2 separate regions of the Homo sapiens genome follow, and region 2 is linked to region 1. The links are chromatin contacts, found by Hi-C or POLR2A ChIA-PET in ENCODE. All regions are on one chromosome and are shown on one strand. The core of a region is the stretch at or near the end of the contact, and the rest is flanking DNA. Distances in the headings are between cores, read along the strand shown.

Region 1 (5,389 bases), core at 1,648-4,147:
ACTTCTAGTCACTCTGGCCTGTGCCTGCACAGCTGCCTTCTGTGGCCTGGACCATCTGGGCTTCTTTGGCCTCTGGCTGCCATTGGGTTCCATCAGTGGGAGACCCTAGCAGAAGCTGGGTAGGATGAGAGAGAGGGTGGACATTGAGTCTCCTGGCCACTCCCTGCAGGCTGTGGTTTGGCAATGACTGCATCCATGATGCCTGTCAAGCAGGTCCTCTCTCCTGGCTGCAGCTCTTGCCAAATCCTTCACCAGCTCCCTTTCTTTTCCCCTGCAGGCCTAGGGGTGGTTACGGCTTCCTGCAGTGGCTGGTCTCTGGGTGCTTCACTATGGTTTCCTTTAACCCTGCTCAGGTCTCTCTAAGTAATCCCTTCATTACATACTCTCCAGTTACCTCTTTGTTCCCTCTGCTCCTGCCAAGACAGGAAAACAAAAACATTGACTGGAAAGAGTCAAGAATTCTGGGCTCAGTTCAATTCAATTCAGCAAACATTTACTGAGTGAGGTCCTCTCAGCCAGGCTCTATGCCAGGAGCTGAGGTTACAGAAAAGAACTCAGACATGGCACCCACCTCCTGCAGAGTTCACAGCTTCATGGGATGCTAGAGGGCCCCTGGTGTGGCTGCACTGGAGGTGGAGTAGAGGCTGAGATTGTCATGCCTAGTCCAATTGGAGGCAGAGAGATGCAGAGAACCTTTGGCCATAGGATGCTCCCATTGGACAGGTGCTGATCAGGGTGACCCAGCCTCTAGGTGATCTGTGTGGTCTGGGTGCCTCCTGCCATCTCCCAATCACCGTAATTAAGGCTTCCTTCCTTCTAAAGCAGGTTTAATTCACCAGCCTGCCAAGACTCCCCTGCCTCCATCCAGAGGGGTGTTTGGGAGAAAAGAGGAACACTTGTTGGAGTAATGGGCTTGAGGGCCCTGAGGTTACAACTGAAGTAAAGCTCTGGCTGGTATGTGTCACAAACCTCCCATTCAGGGCTCATAATTCCACAAACCATCTCCATTGACTTTAAAGAAGGACATGATCTTGAGCAAGTTCCTTCTCTGCCCTGGGCCACAGTTTCCTCATTCCTCAAACAGGGCTGATAAGGTCAGTGCAGGGAGGCTGACCAGTGCTGTTCATCCAGAAGACTGAGAATAAGAAAAAGCATACTTTAAAGGAGTCTGGCAAACTCCTATTCATCCTTCAAAAGCCAACTGAACATTTTACTTCCTCCAGGAAGACTTCCTGGAGCCCCCTAACTTCTCCTTCTCTTGTATTCATCATAGTCTCCGGTAACATGACCACCAGCCTGCCTAGTCCACTTGACCTCTAGATTCCTCAAACATCTGTCTCTTTCTCTCCAGAACCCAGCACTGGGCCTAAGGCATATCAGGGCATCAGAAAATGTGTTATGAACTGAGTCAAAAGGAATTCTTCCTGCAACAGAAGAAGTAGTGCAGAGGGTTCACGTTACAACTTTCGACTTTACAGTGGTGTGAAAGCAATACACATTCAGCTGAACATCAATAAGAGATACCAATACTTCATTATAAAACAAGCTTTGTGTTAGATGATTTTGCCCAACCGTAGGCTAATGTAAGTGTTTCAAGCATGTTTAAGGGAGACAGGGCTAAGCTATGATGTTCAGTAGGTTAGGTGTATTAAATGTATTTTTGACTTAGTACGTTTTCAACTTATGATGGGTTCGCTGGGATGTAACTGCATCATAGGTCGAGGAGCATCAGTAGTAATACCAGTGACCTTATCAGCCTTGTTTGAAGAATGAGGAAACTGTGGCCCAGGGCAGAGAAGGAACTTCCTCAAGGTCACATAGCCTGTAAATGACATGGTAGCGTTGGGACTTGAAGCCAAACAAACTTGCTGACTGCAAGGGCTGGACTCCTCATGGTGCAGGGAGGCTGACCCGTGCAGGGAGGCTGACCAGTGCTGTTCAGCCAGGAGATTGAGAATAAGAGGACACTTTGATGGAGCAAGTGCTCCTTGCCAGGAACTGTTAAGAGCACATTTGCATCAACGCACTTAACCCTGACAGCCTTGTGAGGTATATGTGTGAACAATGCCCAGTTTGACAGATTAAGATCCAGAGCCTTGAGATGATTAAGAAATGCATCCAAGGGCACGCTGGCTCACGCCTGTAATCCCAGCACTTTGGGAGGCCGAGTTGGTAAGGTTCATGAGGTCAGGAGATCGAGACCATCCTGGCTAACACAGTGAAACCCTGTCTCTACTAAAAATACAAAAAATTAGCCAGGCGTGGTGGTGGGTGCCTGTAGTCGCAGCTACTCAGGAGGCTGAGGCAGGAGAAAGGCATGAACCCAGGAGGTGGAGCTTGCAGTGAGCCGAGATGGCGCCACTGCACTCCAGCCTGGGTGATACAGCGAGAGTCTGTCTCAAAAAAAAAAAAAAAGAAATGCCTCCAAGATCATACCAAGAAGAGGCAAAACTTACCTAGATTTATCTAGAGCCCATGCTCTGCGCCATTGCATTTTCCCCAGGGAACTTGACTCCAATTTCAGATTAGGAAGAAAGACAGCACACAGCTCAGTGTTGTACTGTACTGTATTTGTAAGAGATTTATAAACAGAAATGTGCCTCTACATCATGGCTCCCCTACCTCCCCAAATAAAAATAAAGAAAGAAAGAAATGGAAAGGAAAAAAGAATAGTGCTTCTAGGAGCATCCCGAAGTATATGAATTGAGAGTTTGGAAAATTGACAGCATGACAGAGTAAACTGCAGGCGCCTAGCGGAACATGCTTGCTGTGCTGGGGATCAGCTGTGTGATCCTTTCCTTCTCTGGGCTTCAACTGTTCCCTCATCTTTCTTTCAGAGCCTTCTTGACAGTGTTTCCTTTTGGATTGGCAAGTATGTGGGACAGTTTGTGTCAAGCACACAGTCTCTTTGCGCCCTCTACTGTTCAGTTATAGCACTGTCCGTGGCCTGGTTTGTTAAATTCACGTACGTTAAGGTAAGGGGATGGTGAGCCACAAAGTGCGTCCACAGAAGGCCACAATGTCACTAAGCAAAAGCCAGTCCTCTTCCATCCTAGCAAAGACTCGAAAGTCCTGTTGATCCTGCCCACACAATTTCAATTATTTTCTTAAGTGCTTTTTCCTGAGTGCACTTGCACACACGCCCTCTACACCCACACCCAGTACCACCTGTTATTAGAGTTATCACATTGTATGGGAATTGCCGGCTGACATGTCTTTTTAAGCACGAGGCCTGGCATTACTCACCTTGATAGTCTCTCTCTGCCCTGTAGGAGAGTGTGTGACATGTATACCCTCCACTCAAGTGTATGGAATGTAGAGAACAATGAATCAACAAAAAAAGAGATGGCAATCTGGAGAAAGGTTGGGGTAAAGAGTTGCAGCCAGAGGGGGATGTTCTGAATTCAAAACTTTTTTTAAGGCAGGGTTTCCCTCTGTCGCCCAGGCTGGAGTGCAGTGGTGGAATCATGGCTCACTGCAACCTCCACCTCCCAGGCTCAAGCAATCCTCCCACCTCAGCCTCCCAAGTAACTGGGACCACAGGTGCGCACCCCCACACCCAGCTAAGGTTTTGTATTTTTTGTAGAGATGAGGTATCACCATGTTGCCCAGGCTGGTTTCGAACTCCCGAACTTAGGTGATCCGCCCGCCTCAGCCTCCCAAAGTGCTAGGATTACAGGCATGAGCCACCACGCCTGGCCTTGAGTTTGGAACTATTGCATCCCAGTTTCAGTAAGGTTCCCTCTGCCTGCAACATGTCCCACTTCCTTTGCCCAACTTCACCTGCATCACACCTCTCATCCTTGGGGTGTCAGCTTAGGAATGATCCCTTTGGGAAGCCTTCTCTGATTCCCACTTGTCTGAGTGAGATCTGTTTTCTATTTGCTTCCTCACATCCTGAGGTTTTTCTACCAAAATACTTATCAAACTATATTCCAACTCTGATTTAGTTGTCTTTCCCACTAGACTTGAATTTCCACAAAAGCAAAGACGAGGTCTAGCTTGCTCATCCTGGTACTCCCAGTGCTTTCAAGGGTGCTTGTGTTCATCCTTTTATTTGTAGAATGACTATTATGTTAGAACTAATATGAATGGGCTAACAAATTCCAAGATGGAAATGAAAATCATAGAAGGGACTCAGGGAGCATCTAGTCTTATCCCTTCATTTTACAGATGAGGAAACTGAGGCTTAGAGAGGGTACCTCTCCTTAGAGAGGAAACCGAGGCTTAGAGAGGCTAGAGCCTGTCAGTGGCAGAGCTGGAATTAGCGAGTTATAATGGGGACTTTCTGGGCTTTATTTGCTGTCTGATTTGTCTAAGGAATAAAGGTGTCTTAGGTTCTTGTGACTCAAAGTGTGGACGGCAGACCATCAGCATTAACCGCACCTGGGAATATGTTAAACTCTCAGGACTTACCCTAGACCAGGAGGGCAGCTATCTAGGCTTCTAAATCATTACAGTTCCTTGCAGGAAAGCCATCTGGTCAAGTGGAAAAGAAATCCTAGCCAATGTCTTGTGGCATTAAGTGCAGGCTATAGACCAAAGGCCAAAAGTGTGGGCCCCTCACCTCTCAAAGTTCAGACAGTTTCGAAGTCCAGGGCCTGGCCTGATGGAGGATGATGGCCAAGATTCAGGTGAGCTGACTCAGTGAATAAAGAGGCCTCGAATAAAGAGGACCTCCTGGAAGCACGGCAAAAGCTGACTAGCACGCCTGATGCTGCACATTGTAGCATCCAACCTTGCAGCTATTACACTAAACAAATATTTTTATAAATGTATATTTATTTATACAAAGAATTCCACCCACACTGCTCAAGGTGGTGGTGAAAGTAATATACGCGTACCTGCTAGTGGCATTGTAAACTGCAGCCTGTTTGGAAAACACTACAACATGTAATAACAACTATAAAGTGATTTATCTCCTCAGACCAAGGAATGCCACTCATAGGAAACCATCCTAAGGAGATAATTCAACACAAGTGAAAAGCCACATGCATGAGATGTTTATTAAAGTTAAAAGTGGAAAATACTAAATCAAAAGGGAATGGTTGAGCAAATTATGACATGGTATCTTCATGAAGACCATTCAACTTTAATTATAATATAATTAATATGTCCCACTTCACCTGCTTGGGGTACAATAGTGATGAAGAACATGATCTGTGGGTTTTCAGTTCTGACTCTACCATTTACTGTGTTACCTTGGACAAGTTTACTTAGCTGTTCTATGCCTCAGTTTCCTTATCTGTAAAATGGGGATAATAGCAATACCTATTTTATAGGATTGTTGTGAGGATTAAATTATTTAATTACGTTCATTAAAGTGCCTGGAATAGTGCTTCTCTATAAATTTATATCTTTTTTTTTTTTTTTAATGAGATGGAGTCTC
Region 2 (5,183 bases), core at 929-3,428, 36 kb after region 1:
CATAATTTCACCTGTTTCAGTCCCCAGCCTCTGACCTGTCAATCTTATTCCTAGCTCATATTAATAATATTCCAGTTGCTAGAAGGAACTCCTTATACTGAACCCAAGCCTATTGCCCTGACGTTTCTGCCTTTGAGTCCAGTTTTTGGCTTTTTGAACCAATACTGATGACTAATCCCTGTTTCACAGAGTAGATTTTAACATATGGGATCATGGCTTGCATTGCTCAAGGCTCTACTGCAAGTGACAGAAAACCCAGTTCAAACCAGGTAAATAAAAACAGACACTTATTACCTCCTGTAAGCCAATGGCTGAATGGTGACAGTGCCATCTCCACAGTTGACTGGACCCAAGCACTCCATCTCAGCTTGCCTTCTGGATGGATGTTTGCTCCATTAGTTCTAGCTCTTCTGAATGGCTGGGATTATGAGTACCCATTTTCTCTGCAAACAGCTTTTTTTTTTTTGATGTGGAGTCTCAACTCTGTCGCCTAGATTGGAGTGCAGTGGCACAATCTCAGCTCACTGCAATCTCTGCCTACTGGGTTCAAGTGATTCTCCTGCCTCAGCCTCTCAAGTAGCTGGAATTACAGGTGTGCACCATCATGCCCAGCTCATTTTTTTTTTCTTAAATTTTTACTAGAGATGGGGTTTCACTCTATTGGCCAGGCTGGTCTCGAACTCCTGGCCTCAAGTGATCCACCCACCTCAGCCTCCCAAAATGCTGGGATTATAGGCATGAGCCACCATGGCCTGCCTTGCAAACATATCTTTTAACTCACAATCCGAAAGGATATAGACAAAAATATCAGGGAAGGGCTTTGATTGGTCTCATTCAGGTCATGTGTCTGTGCCTGTAGCTGGAGGTCAGAGTACTGCAGTTGAGAGCCCCATCAGAATCCCAAGGAATGGGAAGGTGCATGTCCTCTACAAAGCAGGAGAGTCAGTTACCAAAATAAGGACACAAAAGATTCTGGTTAGACCCAAATAGGACATCTTCCATAGCCAGAATTTCCCTTATCTTCATGCTTCAAGTTTATTAAAACATGGGATTAGAGTGGGGCACAGACATTTACTATCCTAGTTTCTCCTTGGATGTGCTCAAATTTGTCAATATCCCTCTCCAAATGTGACCCTCTACTCTGAACATAATCTGCTGTTCCTCAAGTGGTCTGATATGTGCAGCGCATAACAGACCCATTGCTGTCCTTGTTCTCAACGTGGCTGTCACAGTGTTAGGCCCAGAGTAGGTGTCCAATAAATAGTGAATGAATAAAAGGATAAACGTGATTCTCAGGCCAATCCTGCCTAAACACTTCTCCCAAAGGCAGATAAGGAGGCCCTTGTGAGATCAATAATATACAGCAGAGGAGATGCGACCAGCTGCACTGAGAATGTGGGAGTACTGTGGGAGGCTGCAGCTGGCATATCTCACCGGGTGTGCCTGGTATGACTGCTTCCAGGGAGTACTCTGCCCTCCTTAAACTTTTGGTTCATTGGAATAAACTGTTCCTCCCTAAAGGCAGCAACATTGGAAGATGAAGATATTTGTGAAACAAAATTAAAAAAATACATATCCTTTTCTTGTCTAGGACTTTGGTTGCAAGTGACAGAAAACCCCAAATGACACTAAACTAAATATGATAGATTATTTATCATTTAAACAAAGTTCAGAGGTAAGAAATCAAGGCTGGAATGGCAGCTCCACAATCACTGGGGAGCCAGGTTTGCTCTTTCTTGTTTCTCCCATCTTGTTGGCCCATCCAAGGTGATGGCATAAGTTCTGACCATCATGCTAACATCCTTTTTAATAGAAAACTCAGTTCACACCAGATAAATAAAAGGGATAAAAGAAGGAAGGGGGTGAAGACATGTTCCAGTGGTCTTTTAATATTTCCAGACAGCTTCACAATGCTCTCATTTACATTTCACAGCTGAAACTTAGCTTTAGGTAAGAGGGAGGCTGAGGAGTGTGGTTGTTATTCCAAGCAGTTTAGTGCTCTGCTAAAGCTGGAATCTCTATTACTATGCAAGAGACAGGAAATGGATATTGGCCTAGGCAACTAAGATCTCTGTCAATGATGCCAGAAAGAAAAAGGCAATTTAAAAGTGTAAAGGCAAAGGTGGGAAAACAGACATATCCTGTTGTGGTCTGTGTTACATTCCTGGTAGGGGTTTTGTGAAAGAAGGCTTCAGTTCATCAGTCACGCTCCTGCCCAAGGCATCGTCTACAAAGTTAACCTGATCAGATCCAGGATATGATCTTGGTTTCCTATAAGCGAGACTCCCCAGCATGGTATGCAAGGCATTCTGTGCCTGTCCCAGTTCTACCTCCCTAGCTTTAGCAATCGCCACTCTCCTGTACTACAGCCACACCCAGCTCCTTGTCATTTCAAAACATGCTCAGGCCAGTTGTTTCTCTGTATATATACAGGCAGTTCCTGGTGCCTGGAATGCACTTTCCTCCCCTATTTGAACCCAAATTCCCCAGCATCGAGTTTGCAAATTGAAATTTTTCTTATCAACTTGTAGGGGTTCTTTTTATAGTTAATAGAATAGTTATGATTATAGGCTATCAATATGTGGCTCTTCAGCAAACGTTTACAAATACCTTTTCTTTCAGTCTGCCTTTCTTCCAAAATATTTTCCTCATCCTGCTGCTCTTTCTACAGACTCTTGGTCTGCTTTTCAGGCAGGAAAAGGGTCCCTAATGCCTACTCCTTTTGGTTCCAATGGCTTAAAGCATGTGCCAACTTCCTAGTTAGTGAGAAAAGGACTAGAGTCACATGGAAAGAAATCCTTCCTTCAGAGGATGTGTCCACTGAAAACCTGTCTGAGTCTGATACGGAAGAGGCAAACCTAGAGGAAAGGAAAAGAGAAGATAACTATCAGGATCCCTTGACTGGCTGGTCATTGCAGCCTGCAGCCTGGAATTGCCTGCTCAACGCTGGGTTAGGAAGAACTTTGGCATCTTGACTTCCACTTTATCATGGGCCATCTGGCTAGAAAGCAGCCAAAAGCAGAGACAGCATCCTTTCTCCATACCTGGACAGCATTGGGGATTGTGGCTGTGAAGGCAGAGGCGACCCAGCCTAAATGCCTTCTACATGGAAGACCAGCAGGCCATGTGCTGGGCAAATCCTTTCAGCAGTTTATTTGTAGAAAGGAACCACATGATAGCTGATCAGAGAATGAGGGTGCTTTTCCAGACATAAGATTTGAGTGTAGAGAGGCCAAAAGGAATGCAAGGCCTTAGGAAAACTTGACCTTTGTCAGCCTCTGCAACCCCAGAAGCTAGTAGAGGTCTTGTTTCCAGGGACAATTAGCCACAGCACAGCATGGGGCCCAAGAGGGCACTGATTCCTGAGAAACATCAGCCATGTCCAGGCTGAGACTGAGAAGACCTGCCCCTCGTCTGGGGACCTCACTCATGGCAGTTCTCCTGCTGGATAGCCAGTATGTGCGCAGGGAGGCCCAAGCCCACACAATCACGTTCTTAGCATGCAAATCTCATTCTTTACTTGTGTGTAGTGGCGAGGGTTGCAGTCACACTCTTGGAAACTGGAGAGAGCTGGAAGCAAGGAAAGAAAGACAAGTCAGAGTAAGCAGCCCTGAAATGCATGTGGCGCTATTTTAGTGAATGGATTGGGTAAGGAGAGGGCAGTGAGTCGAGGCAGTGGCCCAGTTCCTTGCCCAAGTGTATGAACAACAAGCTTCAGACTACAAGGCTGTTCCAGAAAATTTGCCCTAAGGGTGGAAATGTTTTAAGTCTGCATGTTCTGACGTGGTGGCCACTAGCTACTTATGGCTCTTGAGCACCTGGAACGTGATTATGACAATAAGGAAGTGTATTTTAAATTTTACTTAATGTTAATTAATTTAGACTTAAATATAAATAGCTACTGTAGTGGCTAGGGGCTGCCATACTGGACAGCAAAGTACCAGAGAACAGGGGGCAGGAATTTGGGCTTTAGAGTAAGACAGAGAGTCTTGCCTTCCTCCCTGGCTACCCCTGTGAGCTCAGATAAGCCATTAGACCTCTTTGTGCTTTAGTTTTCTCTTATTTAAAACAGGGCTGATGGTACCAGCCTCCTTGCCCTAGTGCCTGCAGGTAGAAATGCCCAACAGAAGATTGGCTTCTATTTGCAGACACCTATTCAAATTCCTATGCACTCAACAACCATCATTTAGACAACTCTGTTCCAGTCCTGAGAATCCCCAGCTGTAAGTCAAGGTATAGCTGCCGGGAACTTTCCAGGTTCTATAGGAAGCCCTTGGAGCTGGAGGCAGGAATAAGGAAATGGTTTCTGAGAAACCAGTCTCCTGTGTTTGGAAGGATCCAGGTTCATGGGCTCCTGTATCTCTGATGATGGAAAAGAGGGTCCCAAGGAGCTTTCCCAGGAAGCAACCATCCTAGGATGCTCAGTTCTGGGCAGACTCCTTTCATGAGATTTGTCTCCAAGACCAAGTTGAGTGCTGCGCCAGAGACTTTGAGAAACTCTAATGAGACCTCAGGGGGCAATTGCCCTGGGGGAGGTTGCAGAGGGAGGTGTTGGGATCCATGTCCCATGAGTCTTACTTGAAGGAAAGGGGCCATGATACCATAGGTTGGAGACAGGTTCCTGCTTCCCAGGCCCATGGCCTTGTCCATGAGGCAGGAAGGAAATACTGGCCACAGGCACCCAAGACTTCAGTGATAGTACTAGTCCCTGGCTTGTAAAGTGAGTTTCCAGGGCAAAAGGCCTGTGCCCACTGGCTGCCAGGGAGGGGGTGGGTACAGAGGAGCCAAAAGCCTGGGAAGACTGCAAGATTGAGTCCAATTTCCTGCCTCTTACTGTGAACTGGAAAGCAAACGCCTAGCCTGGCTTATTAAGGAAAGATACAGAGAGAGGACAAGATTTCACAACTCAGTGTTTTCTCAAATTTCTGAATTCCAGCCTCATTGCCCGTAGGTGACCTTCAGTGTGTCCCCAGGGTCTGGGAGCTGGGTCCCATGTTAGGCCCCCATGACTGTGGGAGGCAGTGATGTCACTGGCCTCCTGTTTCCATGTCTTCTGTATTCAGCACGCCCTGTGAGTTTGGTGTTCCTGGGAAGCCACTCCTCTCATGGCACTGCCTGGCAGCCCGCCGTCTCCTCTTGCTCTCATTCCAGGGCCACTGATGCTTATATTCCCATGGGGTCCC

What was found. A loop is a pair of places that touch in the nucleus more often than their neighbours do. ChIA-PET counts read pairs that join two places held with the same protein, here RNA polymerase II (POLR2A). Pooled maps may share reads with other maps.
Region 2: a map of PC-9 shows a loop between it and region 1 (4-fold over the local background). The contact joins two enhancer-like sites. A Hi-C loop is called at or near these places in 2 of 168 maps with a recorded cell type or tissue (PC-9 and mammary epithelial cell) and 3 of 50 pooled maps. POLR2A ChIA-PET finds 5 or more read pairs at or near these places in 4 of 52 experiments (MCF 10A, PC-9, Panc1 and 1 more).

The regions. Positions count from the first base shown.
Region 1 is chr9:109,517,759-109,523,147 of GRCh38, forward strand. It overlaps a transcript of PTPN3 not described here. Among named protein-coding and RNA genes, the nearest start is that of MIR3927, 8.9 kb to the left of the region's middle. Within about 2 kb of position 2,898, at least 2 of the 41 ENCODE cell types and tissues checked have a DNase peak (open chromatin) inside an H3K27ac peak, as active enhancers do; they include PC-9 and mammary epithelial cell, where a contact is called at or near this core.
Region 2 is chr9:109,553,998-109,559,180 of GRCh38, forward strand. No RefSeq gene overlaps it. Among named protein-coding and RNA genes, the nearest start is that of MIR3927, 45 kb to the left of the region's middle. Within about 2 kb of position 2,179, at least 4 of the 41 ENCODE cell types and tissues checked have a DNase peak (open chromatin) inside an H3K27ac peak, as active enhancers do; they include PC-9 and mammary epithelial cell, where a contact is called at or near this core.